Regions from separate parts of the Mus musculus genome. Here region 2 is linked to region 1. Evidence: chromatin loops called from intact Hi-C (ENCODE). Cell type or tissue: gastrocnemius. All regions are shown on one strand. Links, peaks and the distances in the headings refer to the core of each region. The heading gives the core; the rest is flanking DNA.

Region 1 (8,713 bases), core at 2,801-6,800:
TATGTATTTCTTAATAGGAGGAATTGGAGCAGAGGCATGATGGCAGGAGCTCAATCTATAAGACATGATAAGGAAGCATTGCCCATTCAAGCCATACATACATTCAGTTCCACTGATCACCAGGAGACCCTCCACAGCAGCCAAACTAGGTCCATTACAGCTCCCACTCTGCCCAGTTAGAAAGAAGCCCAGGGGAGAGGTTAAACTAGATCAGGCATTTCTCTGAGCACACTATCACTTGACAAAGGGGAGTAAGACACAATAACTAAAGGAACTAAAAACCTACACTCACTATGTGTAGAAGGGATTTGACAGATGAGCCTGGTTCTCCTTTCCTGATGCCTGAGGAATGACCCCCAACACACACACACACACACACACACACACACACACACACACACACACACACACACACCTATAACCCTTTCCCAACATAAACCATAAAATACAATTGAAAAAACATACATTTATGAAGAATTTCAGCAGAGAGACAGTTCCTTGATCGCCTCAAAGCTTGGTCATGATTTCTCAAAAGCTGTCAAGTCTTTCACAGTTCAACTGGAAAGTTCAAGAGTAAGCTGTCCATCTAGAACTGTGACTCAATGTTATTGGCCGCCAACAACATTGCCAGGGCCTCTTTCTGTTCACAACAATGAGTTCAGCTCCCTTCCCCCACCAGTCCTGTGGTCATTTCTTCCCTAGGCCCCACCCTTGGCCATTTTCAGTTTCTATTTCTTCATTTGGCAAAATAATTTTTTATCATCATCCTAATGTGGTCTGTGACCTCTCAAGAAGACAGAAGAGATCAACATTTGGAGAAAACACCCATCTTTTACACTCAGGTACATAGATCACCATCATACTGTCTAGTTCCGTGCCCTGTAGCGGGATAAAGCACTTAAACACACATGCGTACAACACTCGAGTCTCCAGACAGAGAATGTGTATGATCACTGCTAATCAAATGGCTCAAGTTACCTCACTTTGCTAATTCTGACCTCAGCCACTCAACTCCTTAATTTTCTTTTGACTTTTATCATCATGGTGTGTGTCTGCACGGTGGCGGTGACGGGCTCATGTGGCATGGCACATATGCAAGTGAGGTCAGAGGACAACTTTATGGAATGAGTTCTCTTTGCACCTTTGAACTCAGGTCACCAGGCTTATGTAGCCAGCTCCTTTACTCACTGGCCAAGCCACCTCACTGGCCCAGGATAACACTTTAGAAAGGGATAACATTGTTTAATATACAGCAAAATAATCAGTCAAATGATGGCCAGTGTCTGCTTCCTGGCAGAGATGGTTTTGTGTGTGTGTGTGTGTGTGTGTGTGTGTGTGTGTGTGTGTGTGTGTGTGTTTCCTTTCTCACCATACTAAACACAAAGAACATGACAACCTACAAAATGAGCATTGGTAAGAGTGAGCCTTAAGCTCAGCAGCAGATCCTACTCCACTAAGGAGGGACGGCAGCACCACCATTACCGTTTTCCTTTCAGTACAGTAGGAATAAACGTGGAATGGCATTAGAATTCAACAGGACTATGCCTAAGACAAGCTGGCATGGTGCCTTCCTCTTAGTACTTTCAGGTTCACACTAGGTTCCTTCTGAACATGTTGTTTTACTTCAATATGTTAGGATTTCTAGGCTAACATTGATTTTTCCATCCAACTCTAATCCAAAAACAATTGCAAATAGCCCTTCTATCTCCTGACAGCTGCTAACATATTCACAAACACACATATACAAATCTATAGGATATATCAATATATGTATAAATGCATATGTAATTTTGATATTAGTTAACTGAAACACCATAAAATAATTCTTCATCGATTGCATGCCATTTCTCCCTAACAACACTCACTTTCACTCAACACCCTGATAGACTTTTTCCTCCCACCAGTGCAAAGGCAAGCACAAGCCTCACACAATGTTGAGTTGCAGCCTCAGGTATGATGTAATGGGAGATTCTTCTCCTCCTATCTCTCTTTGAGTCCTAGCTTCCTGTGTGGATGGATGGAATGAGAAGCAGAGAGATTCAGATACAGAAGTCAATCCAGATTTACCCATTATGAGTCATTATTTTAAAAATCTGATACATATTAGGCAGCTATTCCCATTTAGAGATCATGAATTTCTCTAAGGGATCAAATGCATACAGATATTATGTGATTATAATCCTTAAATATATAATTAATAATATCAGCTATAAAAGTAATCAGAAGCCAAAATTCTAGCAACATTGGCCCAAAATAAATTAGTAACTGTCACTGTCAAAACTGTGGGGAAGCTGTTGAATAGGAAATTCTTTCATTTTTATCAGCATTGCAATCTTAGCTCTGTCTGGGGTGGAAGAGATTAACCCTCCCAAGACCTGTTTCCCTGCAAATGAGTTACTCTAGCAAATGTGCCATACACACGAATATTTATAAACAGATGTCTAGCATGACACTCTCTAAACACATGTGCACTTAGAACAATATTGGGGGGTTAGAATTTAAGTTGTTGACTGTTATTTATGTAACAGGCTGTGGGATGAAGACATTATTTCCTGGGTTGTGGTTAACCAGCATTCAGAAGAAAAGTTACATAAACAGAGACCAGATTCTAAACGTTTTAAAGCCTTGGGTCAAATATCCATTTATAAAAGCTGATTGGTGTTACAAATAGTTCCCTCAGGAAAATCCACAGAGCTCCTTTTTTTTTTTTTTTTTTTTTTTTTTTAGCTTCCCTGAAATCACAGAGCTGAAATCACAGAGCGGCAGCACACACCTCAGATGAAGTGCTTCCCAAGGTCAAAATTCTGCTTCCAAATTGTTTCAATAACCTTAAGCCATTTTGCTAAAACTCTTCAAAATTAGTTTATATATATATATATATATATATATATGTATATATATATATATATATATATATAAATCTGTGTCCTTGACAAATGTTATATTATGCAATATAGCCACAGACACTTCTTAGAATTGAAACAAGATTTAACTAAGAAAGCACCATTGTATTTTTCCTTTAACCCACCAGCAATCTGCAGGAAAATTCTAAGAAGCAGCTTCCCACCGCACTGTACACTGCCTCTGCCTGCCAATCAGCAGCCAGCAGTAATATCTAAACTACTAGAAACCTGTCAGGGATCTGAACTAGGGAAAACCTGACCCCCTATCATGTTGCAAAACAGATCACAAGGCAAGAGGAGCCATTAGAGTGAGAATGGGACTGCAAACTCCCAGAAGGGAAAAGGGGAAGCATAAAGATCAGAGGAGAAGCAGACACATTTATAACAAGCCTGAAGCAATTTCTGACCCTTCCACATTTTAAGTAAAACTCCGGAGTTTGTTGTTGTTGTTGTTGTTGTTTTTTTATTCTAAAAGCCTAAAATAACTATAGTTTTGTCTCTACTCCTTTATTAATATTGATGTTCCCTCTTGAGTCGCTTCTTTCTTATCAATCCCTCTAAACTTCCTTTAAGAAATCCTTTAAATTTTAGTGAGCATTCAATGTTGATAAGGATCTAACTTGAGGCAGCAATCGTAGTAATCTGTTTATTTACCGGCTCAGACTGGAGAGTCCTGGCAGGTCAATGGGGCCTCCCTGGCGCCACCAATGAGAGTATCAGAAATCAATTTAAAATCACCAGTGGAAAGTAGCTGCTGCCAATCACCTCATTTCCATTTCAGCTTCTGCGGGACTCTGTCTCTGGTTCTGTCTGAAACCTGTCAGGACGCTGCCTGGTTCTGTCTGGAACCTGGATCATTAACATTGTTTGGGCATTAACATAATATTAAATGCAGGGGGGAGGGGCTATAGACATTCTTTTGAGCTTCCCTTTCTTGCAACTTTGCACTCTCCAACCCACTTGAAAAAGTTAGCTGGGTTTTCATCTAAAGCCCGCTTGAGTGAGGATTTTATTTCAGGACAATCTTCCCCGTTGCTTCCCTTCAATCTGGTATTTCATACAGACAACTGCTTTGATTAAGCCTTGAGCTAAGCTGTTGCTAATACAGACCCAGACCTATGGCCATTCCTGCACATTTATTTCCCTAGAAAACGCATCTTCAACAAGGAAAAGGTGAGTAATTTTTGCAAAGGGAGAGAGGAGAGAGAGAGAGAAAGAAAGAAAGAAAGTCCATAGCAGCCATCCATTCGCCGGGGCCAGAAGTTTGAAAGAATGTGGCAAGCAGAGCCGAGTTAGTACCTTTCCTGACCTCTCTGAGCTGTTAGATGTGGAACTCAGCCTTCCAAACACAGCAGGATCCCGTCTTCGTCCAACTCTGCAACTGGGCGGGGGCAGTCCTGCCCTGGCAAGGTCCCTGCAGCGCGTAAGGAGATGCACTGCAAGTCTTTTGGGCGCAGAGAATTGGGAGAGACTTGCAGGAGGACCTGCAAGCTGCCCTACTCTGCAAGGGGGAGGATGAAGAAGAGAACTCTGGGGAAGAGTGGCTGGACAGAAGGGGAATACAGTGCCACTGAGTATTGAAGTCTTGGTCAAGAAAGAGGGCGGGGCGGCCTGGCCGGCAGCTGGAGGGGAAAAGGGTGCCTGAGCAGAGCCAGAGCTGGGAGGGGCCCGGGGCGTAGGCTTTCGGAAAAAAAAAAAATTCCATTGTTGATCCACCACCACCAGCACTACCACCTCCCATTCTGTACCTCCATCGGGTTCTGGTTGAAGGGTGCAGGATGCAGGGCAGCAGCCAGCGGGAGCAATCAAGGCACAAGGAGCGAATCAGCTGGGGTTTCCCCGGTTTCCCCCAGTGCTTTCCAGCCGGGGAGTCCCAACCCCAGCTAACAGAAAAGTGAAAGAGAAAGAGCCCAAGCTGAGGCGGAGATCAACACCCTGGGGAGGTTGCGGGAGGAACACATGGTCCCGGCCACCTTACCAGGTGCCCACATGATTCTGCCACTGCCAGGTCCCCAGGGCGCAGAACCTGAAGGGCAACTGAGAGCAGAGAGCAGTCTCCTCCCCCTGGGCAGTTGGCCACAGCCTCTGTGTGTCCTGGAATGCCTTTGCCTCTGTGAAGTTTCAAGGAGTTGGCCTGAGTTCACAGGTTGCTTGCATCTACAGCAACTGGCCTTGCAGGGAGGCAGTTTGGCTTCCCCATAGAAGCCCGGAGGAGATCTGGACAGAGACTGTACCGGGAGGAAACGGAAAAGGACCTTGGGTCTGGAATGGGCGGTCCTCCAAAACAACCCTTGACCTGCTGCAGAGTCTGGAAGAGGGAAGTTTCTTTCTGAACTCTTGCTAGGAGGGGCCTGTTTGGGAACAGTAAACTTCCACTAAATTGACCCCTCTTGGGTCATTTTTCCAACCTAATTTGTAGCTGAATGTAAAACATTGCACATGTCTTTTGATGGGAAACAAGGCGTGGGTAAGGCAGCATCTTTAAGTTGGAAATTAGGAGTGATTATAGTGAGGAGGAGTTAACCATGTCAACTGTGTGTCTATTCCAGACAGTCCGAGAGCCCGGGGTCCCAGCTTTGGCATTCAGATGAATCATTGAAAAGACTCAGTGGCTTGCGGTTCCCAAAGCTTTTGAGAAAGCCAGGAGAAAACGATGAGGCCCTTGGCACCTAGTTAAACACAACTATGTTCTGTGTTTTTGTGTATTACATTAAAAAATGGTAAAAACTAGAATATTTGAACGACTAATTATTAACTGTGTGTGGCATTCCACATAAAATCATTGTAATGGGAAGTTTGTTCTCACACACTTATCTTGTATCCCTTCAAGGTTTATATTTGAAACAATAATGCATGTTTTGGTAACAATCACACCAAAATTTACTTATAATAAAAATCGTGAAAATGTGTATTTTACAACCATTTAAAATTTTACTACCATTATAAATTATATTTAAAGAAACATAAAAATCTGACTGGAGAGATTGCTCAGCAGTTCAAGAGCTTGTTGTTCTTGCAGAGGTCTGGACTTCCATTCTCAGGACCATACTGAGATGATCCACTAACAGCTGTAACTCCTGCTCCAGAGGATCCAACAGCATTGGTCTCCTGAGGGACCTGCACTTACACACACACACACACACACACACACACACACACACACACACACACATACAAATACATTTTTAAAATCAATATTCTTTTTGTACAGGATAATACAGTGAATTGTCTTGAACAGCTTCAATGAGTTTCAAACCCAACCACTTTTCCATTTCACACTGAAGCCCTGCTTCGTGAAATGAGCATGCACTATAAAAATAGGCCAGAAGCTGGACTGAATTCCATCACAATGATGTACTAGAAGTGAACATCACAGTATGTGAGTGATGTAGAGGTGAGCAAGTAGGTCAATATCTCATGCCTCAACTTGGACCAATACAGAGCTCTGTGTACCCCGGCAAGGTGATTCCTTTCGCATCTCTCCAGATCGCCCTATGTCTCCTGTGTGCTGTTCAACTGGTAGAGGAATCACATGACCATCAATAAGACACTTCATGGACTACACCCAGTACCTCCATGCAGGGCTGGTTGCTGCTTTGGCCAGAACATACAATGCATCCCAGTTGTCCGCTTCTGTCCACGTGCTCTAACTGAGGCAGCTGCTTTTAGCAGATGTTCACCAGCCCTAGGATCCAGACCCTGCTGGTCATCCTCAGGACTGATCAGGCATCCCTGCCTAAACAATACACTTTTATACCATGCAGTAGTAAATATTCTGAGCCACCAAGTATTAAATATTCTGAGCTACTGGAGAATTTTCATAATACTTAGGAAACTTAAGAGTGTGCTTTCCTCATGAGATGAACTATACAGAGCACTCTAAGTATATGAAAAACAATTAACTGGCCTTTAACTGCTGATCCCACTTCAGATATATACAGTAGGTTTCAAAATAAGATGGTAAATGATATATGAGGCATTTATGCATTTGTGGTAAGAATAATGCTGATGACAATGAAGTCAATTAGAGCATTGTTGCCATGGGATTCATTGTCCTACTATTGCCTCTCAAACATGCAGGGCAAATTTGTTTTCTTAATTACAAATATAAGAGGAATTTTTAAATAACTCACAAGTGCCCACAGTCCAGTGACATTCACTGTGTGGCATAATTTGTTTTGGTTGCATTCCACTCCAACAGAACTTTAATATATGCAGTTTGTACTTTCACTTGCCACAGGCACATTGGGAAGATATTGAAAATCACTCACACCAATGAACAAGTAAATTCCACCACATAAATTAAAAGAAAGACAAAGATTGATGGAATAATCTTGAAATTGCCTCAAGAAAACTTTGACAATTACAATGGGAGAAGGGATGAGGACAAACTAACTAAACTCATAGAAGAGGCCATGGCAGTCATTTTCAAAGAATGAACAAGAACGTCAGAGTTTGGGAAGTTAAATAAAACATCTGATGATTTCCCAAAGATTAACTTTGCTGTATTTAAAATAAATTACTAGATGGGTATCATGGCTCATAACAACTTGCTGGTGTTTAGAATTCTGAAACCATGGGGAGTGACAATTCTGGAATTTTGATTTCTTTAAAATAAATCACAGAAATATTATAAGAATATGCTTTCATTTTAATCCCAAAATGTAGTGATGTGGGGCTGCTGACAGTCTGAAGCAGCTAACAATGATTTACCTCCTGTTCTAGCAGAGGTGTGGTTTTGCCAGCTGCAGATAGTTTCTATGATTGTGTGAAGACATTTGGAATTTTGGCAACTTTTCAGAGAATATATAAATTCTAGAACCCTGATAGGCGGACACAATGGTCATTGGTTGTGATTTGTTAGTAGTCATGCTCAAAGAAAAAATAAATTAGATTCAAGGAGATCTCTCTCTCTCTCTCTCTCTCTCTCTCTCTCTCTCTCTCTCTCTCTCTCTCTCTCTCTGCCTCTTCTCTCCCCTCTCCTTCTTTCTATCTAGTGATATATGGTAGAACCTGGGGTATGAAGTGTGAAAAAAAGAAGAACCCACAAAGTAGCAAAAACCAGCTGCAATCAAAGAAGAAACTAGATTCACAGATATCTCTCTCCTTCATTCTCTCTTTATAGGAGGTGAAACCAGGGGAACAAAGAGTGGGAAAAAGAGGAACTCACAAAGTAGGTAAGACCAGCAGCAGACAAGAGTTCAAGGCATACATGGGTTACAGAATGAGATTCTTCAAAAAAAAAAAAAAGAAAGAAAAGAAAAAGAAAAGAAAGAAAGAAAGAAGAAAAGGAAAAAGAAAAAGGAAAAAGGAAGAAGAGAAGAGAAAAGGAAAAGAAATTGAAATAACTTTTTCAACAGATTTTTCTAGTCAAAGAGAAGGTAAATGCTAACCTGTGAGATCTGATGAATGCAGCCTGTAGCAGTGGCCTCATTCACAGCCTGCTAGGGCAAGTAAAATGGCAGGAATTCATTGGTCCTTTGGTCTTTGGAAAGTGGCCTTGAAAGTATATGGAAAGTGTGCAGACCCTAAGATGCAATGATCCTCCCTCCCCCTGTGTCCCTCCCTCCCTCTCTTCCTCCTTCATAGTGAGGAATTACATTGGCTTGTCAAGGGCTGTGAGGGCTGAACTATGCTAGCCACTGCATCTGTAGATCTTACACAGTGGTTCTAGGCCCATGTTATCTTTAATTATTTTTAGTTTGATCTCACCCAGTAATGGGGTACGTACAGTATGAAATTCGATGCAGTCACACAAGTAAGAACAGGTGTGAACACACTTGTGCTCACAGCAGTCAGCAGCACTCCAA
Region 2 (7,757 bases), core at 1,956-5,955, 74 kb after region 1:
TTTTTTAATTGAAGTCTGCCAGGTGACTTAGAGAAATTCAATTCTATCCCTGCAAATTGCATTAGAAGACCTTGGGTGGGGAGCAATATGAGGCAGACAGCTGGTAACAGTAAAATCACTGTTACTGTTTAGATCAGATGATATGTGGAGACAAAGGAGGCCTGGTTTTGTTTTGTTTTGTTTTGTTCTGTTTTGTTTTGTTTGGGGGAGGGTGGTGCTGGAGTTGGAATTCAAGGTCTCATGTAGGATTGCCACACACTGCCACTGAGACACACAGAGGCCACAGAAGCTTTTTGGAACTTCAGCTCCTTTGGAACCTTGGCTTACCCTGTGAGTGAACCAGACAAGCACTCCCCATTCCTGTGGCCTGTGAGCTCTTTACCCAGAACACTCATAATGTCAATAATAAGCGTCAGGTGTGTCGTGAAGCCACAGGGCCCAAAGAGCTTAACTTTCAAGCAATTCAATGTCTTCTCAATGGACTGAAGAAGCCTGACTATTCTTTGTTTTTAGAGTCTTGTCAAGCAGGAGGAGATCAAGTGATGCCTTTAAAAACTCCTGATAGCCCAAGAAAGACAGTTAAAGCAACATCTTGCTGATATGTCTTTCCTATCAATATCTTTCCTGTTATGTTACCTTTCCTTACAAATCAAGCTACAATTTCCCATAAACTGAACTGTAACTCAGGAATCCAGCAATATTCTGGACTCTCATATATCATCAACTATCTCAAATAACAGCATGCCAGAATGAGACAGAGTAGAATCCAGCTTACACTTTTGGCTGTTATATTGACTTTGCTACGACAGTGGCAGAAGCATAGAATTTCTTTTGTTTCCTTAAACAGCCAGGCTGTTGAAAGTACCCAAGGGGGAAGTAGCAATATTCTGACTATATCATCTCCTTGAAATTCCAGCTGAAGTAGATTATAGTCACAAAAAGATTTTATTGTTTAGTCCCTAAAGGTTTTGTTTTAAACAACTATTCATTTACTCCATTGCAAAAATATATTTAAGTTAGGTTTAGAGAGCCTATTTGAGTGACTATCAGATATTTAATAAAACAAGTATATGAAGCTTCATTTGTAGTCCTCCACCAAGAGCTAAACACCTTGAGCCAGAGCAGTGTTGGTTTTGTTTTTCAGGGCCAAGATTGCTCAGCATCTTTCATGTATGAAGCATGATGACTCAGCATGACCCCAGCCCCAAGTTCTGAAGTTGTACATATCAGATATCTGGATATCTAGATACCCAGAACCTCATTCAGCCCGAACGGTAACCCTGTGAGGGCTGTCCCCATTCCATCCCGTTTCCTTCCCTCTCCATCTAAGTGTGCATCCTGCAGGTTTCAGTCACCAGCAGGTGTGTTTCCTCCCCTGTAACTTAAAGTTTTCAAGAGATGCTGAAGCCATGGGACGTCTTACAAATTGTCCCGTGAGATGCCGTTCTAAAACACATGTGATTTGCTCTAGTGAGCTGAGCTGTCCCCTCCTTCTTGTCTCACTCTGACCCACTCCTAAAGTTTTTTTCTCTAGTTCCCACATAAAGACTAGCACAGGTCTGAGTCAGCCTCTGCAAAAGCTGGAGGAAAATGTCCTCATTTTAGAAGACAAAACCAAGAATTCTGTATTAGTTAGGGTTTTACTGCTGTGAACAGACACCATGACCAAGGCAAGTCTTATAAAAAACAACATTTAACTGGGGCTGGCTTACAGGTTCAGAGGTTCAGTCCATTATCATCAAGGTGGGAGCATCGCAGTGTCCAGACAAGCATGGTGCAGGAGGAGCTGAGAGTTCTTTTTTTTTTCATTTTTTATTAGGTATTTAGCTCATTTACATTTCCAATGCTATACCAAAAGTCCCCCATACCCACCCACCCCCACTCCCCTACCCACCCACTCCCCCTTTTAGGCCCTGGCGTTCCCCTATACTGGGGCATATAAAGTTTGCGTGTCCAATGCCAACTGGTAAGAAGGACACATGCTCCACTATGTTCATAACAGCCTTATTTATAATAGCCAGAAGCTGGAAAGAACCCAGATGCCCCTCAACAGAGGGATGGATACAGAAAATGTGGTACATCTACACAATGGAGTACTACTCAGCTATTAAAAAGAATGAATTTATGAAATTCCTAACCAAATGGATGGACCTGGAGGGCATCATCCTGAGTGACGTAACACATTCACAAAGGAACTCACACAATATGTACTCACTGATAAGTGGATATTAGCCCAAAACCTAGGATACCCAAGATATAAGATACAATTTCCTAAACACATGAAACTCAAGAAAAATGAAGACTGAAGTGTGGACACTATGCCCATCCTTAGATTTGGGAACAAAACACCCATGGAAGGAGTTACAGAGACAAAGTTTGGAGCTGAGATGAAAGGATGGACCATGTAGAGACTGCCATATCCAGGGATCCACCCCATAAACAGCATCCAAATGCTGACACCATCGCATACACTAGCAAGATTTTATCGAAAGGACCCAGATGTAGCTGTCTCTTGTGAGACTATGCCGGGGCCTAGCAAACACAGAAGTGGATGCTCACAGTCAGCTAATGGATGGATCACAGGGCTCCCAATGGAGGAGCTAGAGAAAGTAGCCAAGGAGCTAAAGGGATCTGCAACCCTATAGGTGAAACAACATTATGAACTAACCAGTACCCCGGAGCTCTTGACTCTAGCTGCATATGTATCAAAAGATGGCCTAGTCGGCCATCACTGGAAACAGAGGCCCATTGGAGCTGAGAGTTCTAAGTTTTCAGCCAAAGGCTGCTAGTAGAAGACTGACTTCCAGGCAACTAGGGTGAGGATCTTAAGCCCACACCCACAGTGACACACCTACTCCAACCAGATCACACCTATTCCAACAAGGCCATGCCTCCAAATGGTGCTACTCCCTGGTCCAAGAACATACAAACCATCACAGTTTAGCAAAGTTAAAGTGCTTCTCTGTGTAGCATTGCCCATACAACAGATCCGCTATTAGTTTAATGTAGAGGACTTGGTTATTAAGTGCACATCTTTCATTTTGTTAAAGAACAAAAAGGTCTGTCTGACATTCAACAATACACTCCCTAGCTCTCACCTTTGGCAGGCCACCTGCACAGACATCTCATCTCTAAACAAAATGTAAAAATATCATCTGGAAAACAAATAGTATCCAAGTAATGCATGATCCAAATCAATTTCAAAAATAAACCTTAAATCTGGGCAAAGCAAGCTGGTAGAATTTAAAATGGAGGTGACTATTCTATAAATTCAAGAAAGTGGTGCTCTTAATTCATGTTTTACCACAACAATGGCCTATACTGGAAATAGTATTTAATCAATGTGTGAGTCCAGCACACACTAGGGTGGCCTAAACTTGCATTTCTTTCTTCCTCCTCATGCTCTGAATCATTTATGAGGAATTGAGGAATTATTTCTCCCAATCACCCACTAAAATAGCACAACTTTCCTCCTGTATGTGTGTGTGTGTGTGTGTGTGTCTGTGTGTCTGTGTGTGTGTGTGTGTGTCTGTGTGTCTGTGTGTGTGTCTGTGTGTGTCTGTGTGTCTGTGTGTGTGTCTGTGTCTCTAAGTGTGTGTGTCTCTGAGTGTGTGTCTATGACTCTGGGTGTGTTTTGTGTGTTTGTGTCTTTGTGCATGTGTGTGTGCCTGTGCATGCGTGCGTGTGTATGTGTGTGTGTGTGTGTGTTTCTGTGTCTTTGTTCCTGAGTGTGTGTTTTGAGTGTGAAGCACTGGAGACTGAATCAAAGGCCTTTGTGGATGCTGAGCAAGGGCTCTCCTACTAAGCCTCCATAAGGGGGCTCCTTTAAGTAAAGTAGCCTGGGCTTCTCTCCATGAGACTCAGACTTGACATACTTGAAAATAATACATTTTTAAAAGCTCCAGAAAAGATTGGAGGATGTGGGTACATGCATTCTGTCAAGGAAAACAAACACTTCAAAGAATGAAGCATAAATCTCCGGTGTTACCATCTAATCCAAGTCCTAGGCTTGTGCCCTGGAGCTTGACTCCACTTTGAAACGGAGCTGAGCTATTTCTGGGCTTGAGGTTTTAATAAATCTTTTACTAGCGGGGGTGAAGGAGAAGCTGTAGGAATAAGTTAAAGTGAGACAAGGAAGGAGAGAGCTAAGTTAAGACTGGCAATCCACCTGCGGGTCTTAGAGTTGACTCCTACTGGGGATGCTGTGTTAAGTCTTCCGCCAGGAGCCTGCTAACCTATGGCATTGTGGCAGCCTGCTCAAGACAGACTTCAGAGAGCAGAGGGATTAGAGAAAGTGGATGCAGGTTAAAGGTCAAGCTAGTGCTTCATCGGAGACTTGTTTAGGTTTTGCTTGGCTGACACTTTTATCTGCTTTAAATATTTATTTAAAGAACCCCTTCTTTGTACAGCTCAACCAGACCATTCTATGTCTGATCATGTCCTTGCCTGGACCAGGCACTAATGGTCTTCAGTCTCCTATTCTACTCTCCTCTTTCATATGTCACTCATGTGGAGCTGGCAAGACCATACATTTGAAAATGCTATGTGAGAATCTCTGACCATCGTGGAATTGCCCTGTCTAAATAACCTGGCTGTGCTTTGAGATGTCATCTTTTTATTTTTACCTATAACCATATTTGAAAGACAAAGTCATTACCATGGTGGATGAACAGGATCTTGTTTGAGAAATGTTATGCTGTGAGAATTGTGTTCTCCCAAAACTCCTTTGGCATGGAGATAATTGTGTTCCTTAACTCCAAGACAACTTATAATGTAACTAGCTAAAGTGGCATTTAAAGAGACTGGGGGAGGGGGACATGGCAGAATTAGATAAAGGTCAAGGGCTTGTAAACGGATTCTAAAAACGGACGAGAGGGTGTGAGCTTTGTGCTGTGACTAATACGAGGGTGATTTATTAAATGCTCAAGTCCAGCAATAGCTCAGCTGAGGGTCAAGGTGGAATCAGGTTTCAGGGCACAACTCTAGTGCGTGGATTAGATGTAAACACTGCAGATTTATGGTTTGGTCTCTGAAATGTTTGTTTTTCTTGCCTCAGAGGTGCTCCAGGAAGATGACCCTGTCTTGATTTAGCTTTGGAATTCTCAAGAGCTTTAACTGTAGGAGTCTGATTCTCACAAATTTTTTGGAGTGAGATGACTTTAAGCTGCAAACGTATTAATCAAATTCCTAATATAACATACTAAAAAAAATACTGACTCTAGGCTATCAAATTTTCAGTGCAGATATAGAATAAGAACTGAGATCATTTTCAAAGGGAGAATTCTGCTGCCCAAATGCTAAAGGAGGAATAATGAATTTCCAGGTTTACAGATGCCAAACTTGTAAAGACCACTGTGATCTCCCAAGAAGCTCTCACTCTGCTTGGGGAGAAATACAAGATTGGACTTCTTACTCCAGGGAGGACAGAATCCTAGCCACTCATGTCATGGAACTGAATGTCTATAATCTAGTATGTTCCAGAGCAAAGTAGAGCAAAAACAGAGAGAAGGGGTGAGCTGAGGAGATAAATAAGACCTCATTTGACTAAAGAATATTCTGATGAATTCCATTGTTTTAATCTATGTTTTAGAAGTGCAGAACAGAAGGAAAGAAAGAAAGGAAGGAAGGAAGGAAGGAAGGAAGGAAGGAAGGAAGGAAGGAAGAAAGAAAGAAAGAAAGAAAGAAAGAAAGAAAGAAAGAAAGAAAGAAAGAAAGAAGGAAGGAAGGAAGGAAGGAAGGAAGGAAGGAAGGAAGGAAGGAAGGAAGGAAGGAAGGAAGGAAGGAAGGAAGGAAGGAAGGAAGGAAGAAGTATTGATCATTAATTAAGGACACTCAACACAGTAGGGGTGGAGTTCAGATTCATACTCAGGGCATTTTTTCACTCACAAACAAGGCCTATCGCACCTATGCAGAGGCAGATTAACACCACTTCTGCTCACAAACTCGTTTTATTTGCAGTAAGACACATATGCTGGAGACCAGATTATGTGAGCAGGTTTCAGCCTTAGTCCATCTTCAATTTCCTGCTCAGACATGGCTCTATTTTACTTGTTTCACCAGCAGAATACAGTGACTAAGAAGTTTATGATGATGTTATTTTAATAAAATAGATGGTTATTGTAAAAGTAAACTATAAAAGGCACTTGCTTAAAAACAAACTTCTAAAAGCATTTGAGAGATACAATTTTTTACATACTTCTATAACATTGGTAGACATACATTGTTGCTGTTTGTTTGTTTGTTTGTTTGTTTGTTTTGGTTCTATTTTATGTTGTTTTCTTTTTCATCAAAGAAGGAATATTGTGATAACATAATACCATTTTCAGCTTATACCCATGTTGGTGATAATTTCTATGTTAATTCATTTATTTTAACTCATTTGTTTGATGATTGCATCAAATAGTAATAGTAATTCAACAACTTCCCTTTTGTAATTTATTTTTATTTTTAATCATGTGTGGGTGGGTGTGGCTGTGTGAAGGGACATGCGTGTTTGTCCAGTGACCTTTGAGGCCAGAAGAGGTCACTGAACCTTCTCCTCTGGAGATGGATTGAGAGGTGATTGTCAGCCACCCAACATGGTGCTGGGAACTAAACTCTGTTCCTTGAAATAGCAAATGCTATTAACCATCAAACCATCTCTCCATTTCCTAATCCAATCATTTTTTTAATATGTGTTGAAGAGTTTTTTGTATACCTTCTAACTTTATTGTTTTTCAAAATATGATTTTTCTTTTTCTTTTTTTAAAGATTACAATATATAACAGCATTTCTCCCTTTACTTTCCTCCCTCCAAACTCTCCTCTAGACCCTCTTGCTCTTTGTCAAGTCCATGGTCCCTTTATACATTATTTGCTGTAAGAGAGAGAGAGAGAGAGAGAGAGAGAGAGAGAGAGAGAGAGAGAGAGAGATTCCTAGATTGTAACTTGCTCAGTGTATAAAATTACTTGTATGAATATTTTCAAGGCTGACTTTGGTATTAATAATAAGTTGGTATGCTCTTCTTTAAAGAAGACACTTTTTCACTCCCAGCATTCCTTAGTTTCCTGTGTTCTTTGTACTGAGTTGAGGTCTTGTGGGTTTTTCCCATCTACTTTGTGTTGGGTTGAGGTCTTGTGGGCTTTCCCTGTCCACTTTGTGTTGGGTTGAGGTTTTGTTGGCTTTCCCTAACCACTTTGACATGGCTATCGTTGTCTTTGTTCAGCTCACATTTGGGCAGCCATGTCATTTATCCATTATGGGTGTAGTTTCTGACATTATGAGGAATCACAATCTCACATCAAGCTTCCTGATCCTCTGACTCTTACAGAAATTCTCTCTCTTCTACAACTTTCCCTGAACCTTAGGTATGGGATAGTTTTATAGACATATCCATTAAAAATGGACTATACAACTCTGCATTTTTATTTTTTGTGATTTTCTATAATGGTCTTAATCTGTTACAATATGAAGTTTCCTTGATGAAGGGTGAAGACTACACTTATCAGTGGGTATGAAGACAAATGTTTATATTGTTCTTATGGATTATACTGGCTTACTAAAGTGGTTGTGGTCAATTCTGCTGCAGAATCCATGACTTTACTAGCACTAAGTAGTTATTTGGTTAGGTTTTCATTTCCAGGAATAATATTTCCGCTTATTGAACAGGTCTTAAGTCTAACTACAGAGTTGCCGGTTACCTCCAGTGGTATGCGTGCCACTACTGAATCCTTAAGATTAGGCCATGCTGGATGTTGTTGTAGTTCATAGTTATATAG

Evidence for each region. A loop is a pair of places that touch in the nucleus more often than their neighbours do. Peaks named below come from ENCODE experiments on the same cell type or tissue, not always from the same donor. Only the 100,000 strongest peaks of a DNase experiment are listed, where the experiment ranks them.
Region 2: it touches region 1 in a loop (4-fold over the local background); 1 of 42 quality-filtered maps calls a loop at or near these places.

The regions. Positions count from the first base shown.
Region 1 is chr8:82,398,088-82,406,800 of GRCm38, forward strand. Il15 (interleukin 15) reads right to left here and starts at 4,499. Exons shown (of 8, transcript NM_001254747.1): 1 at 4,213-4,499. In gastrocnemius, for the core only: no CTCF peak of the experiment used is centred there; DNase peaks (open chromatin) are centred at 4,302, 4,542, 4,763 and 4,949; H3K4me3 peaks cover 2,801 bases; H3K27ac peaks cover 3,123 bases.
Region 2 is chr8:82,473,129-82,480,885 of GRCm38, forward strand. No RefSeq gene overlaps it. Among named protein-coding and RNA genes, the nearest start is that of Gm25138, 68 kb to the left of the region's middle. In gastrocnemius, for the core only: no CTCF peak of the experiment used is centred there; no DNase peak of the experiment used is centred there; H3K27ac peaks cover 1,922 bases.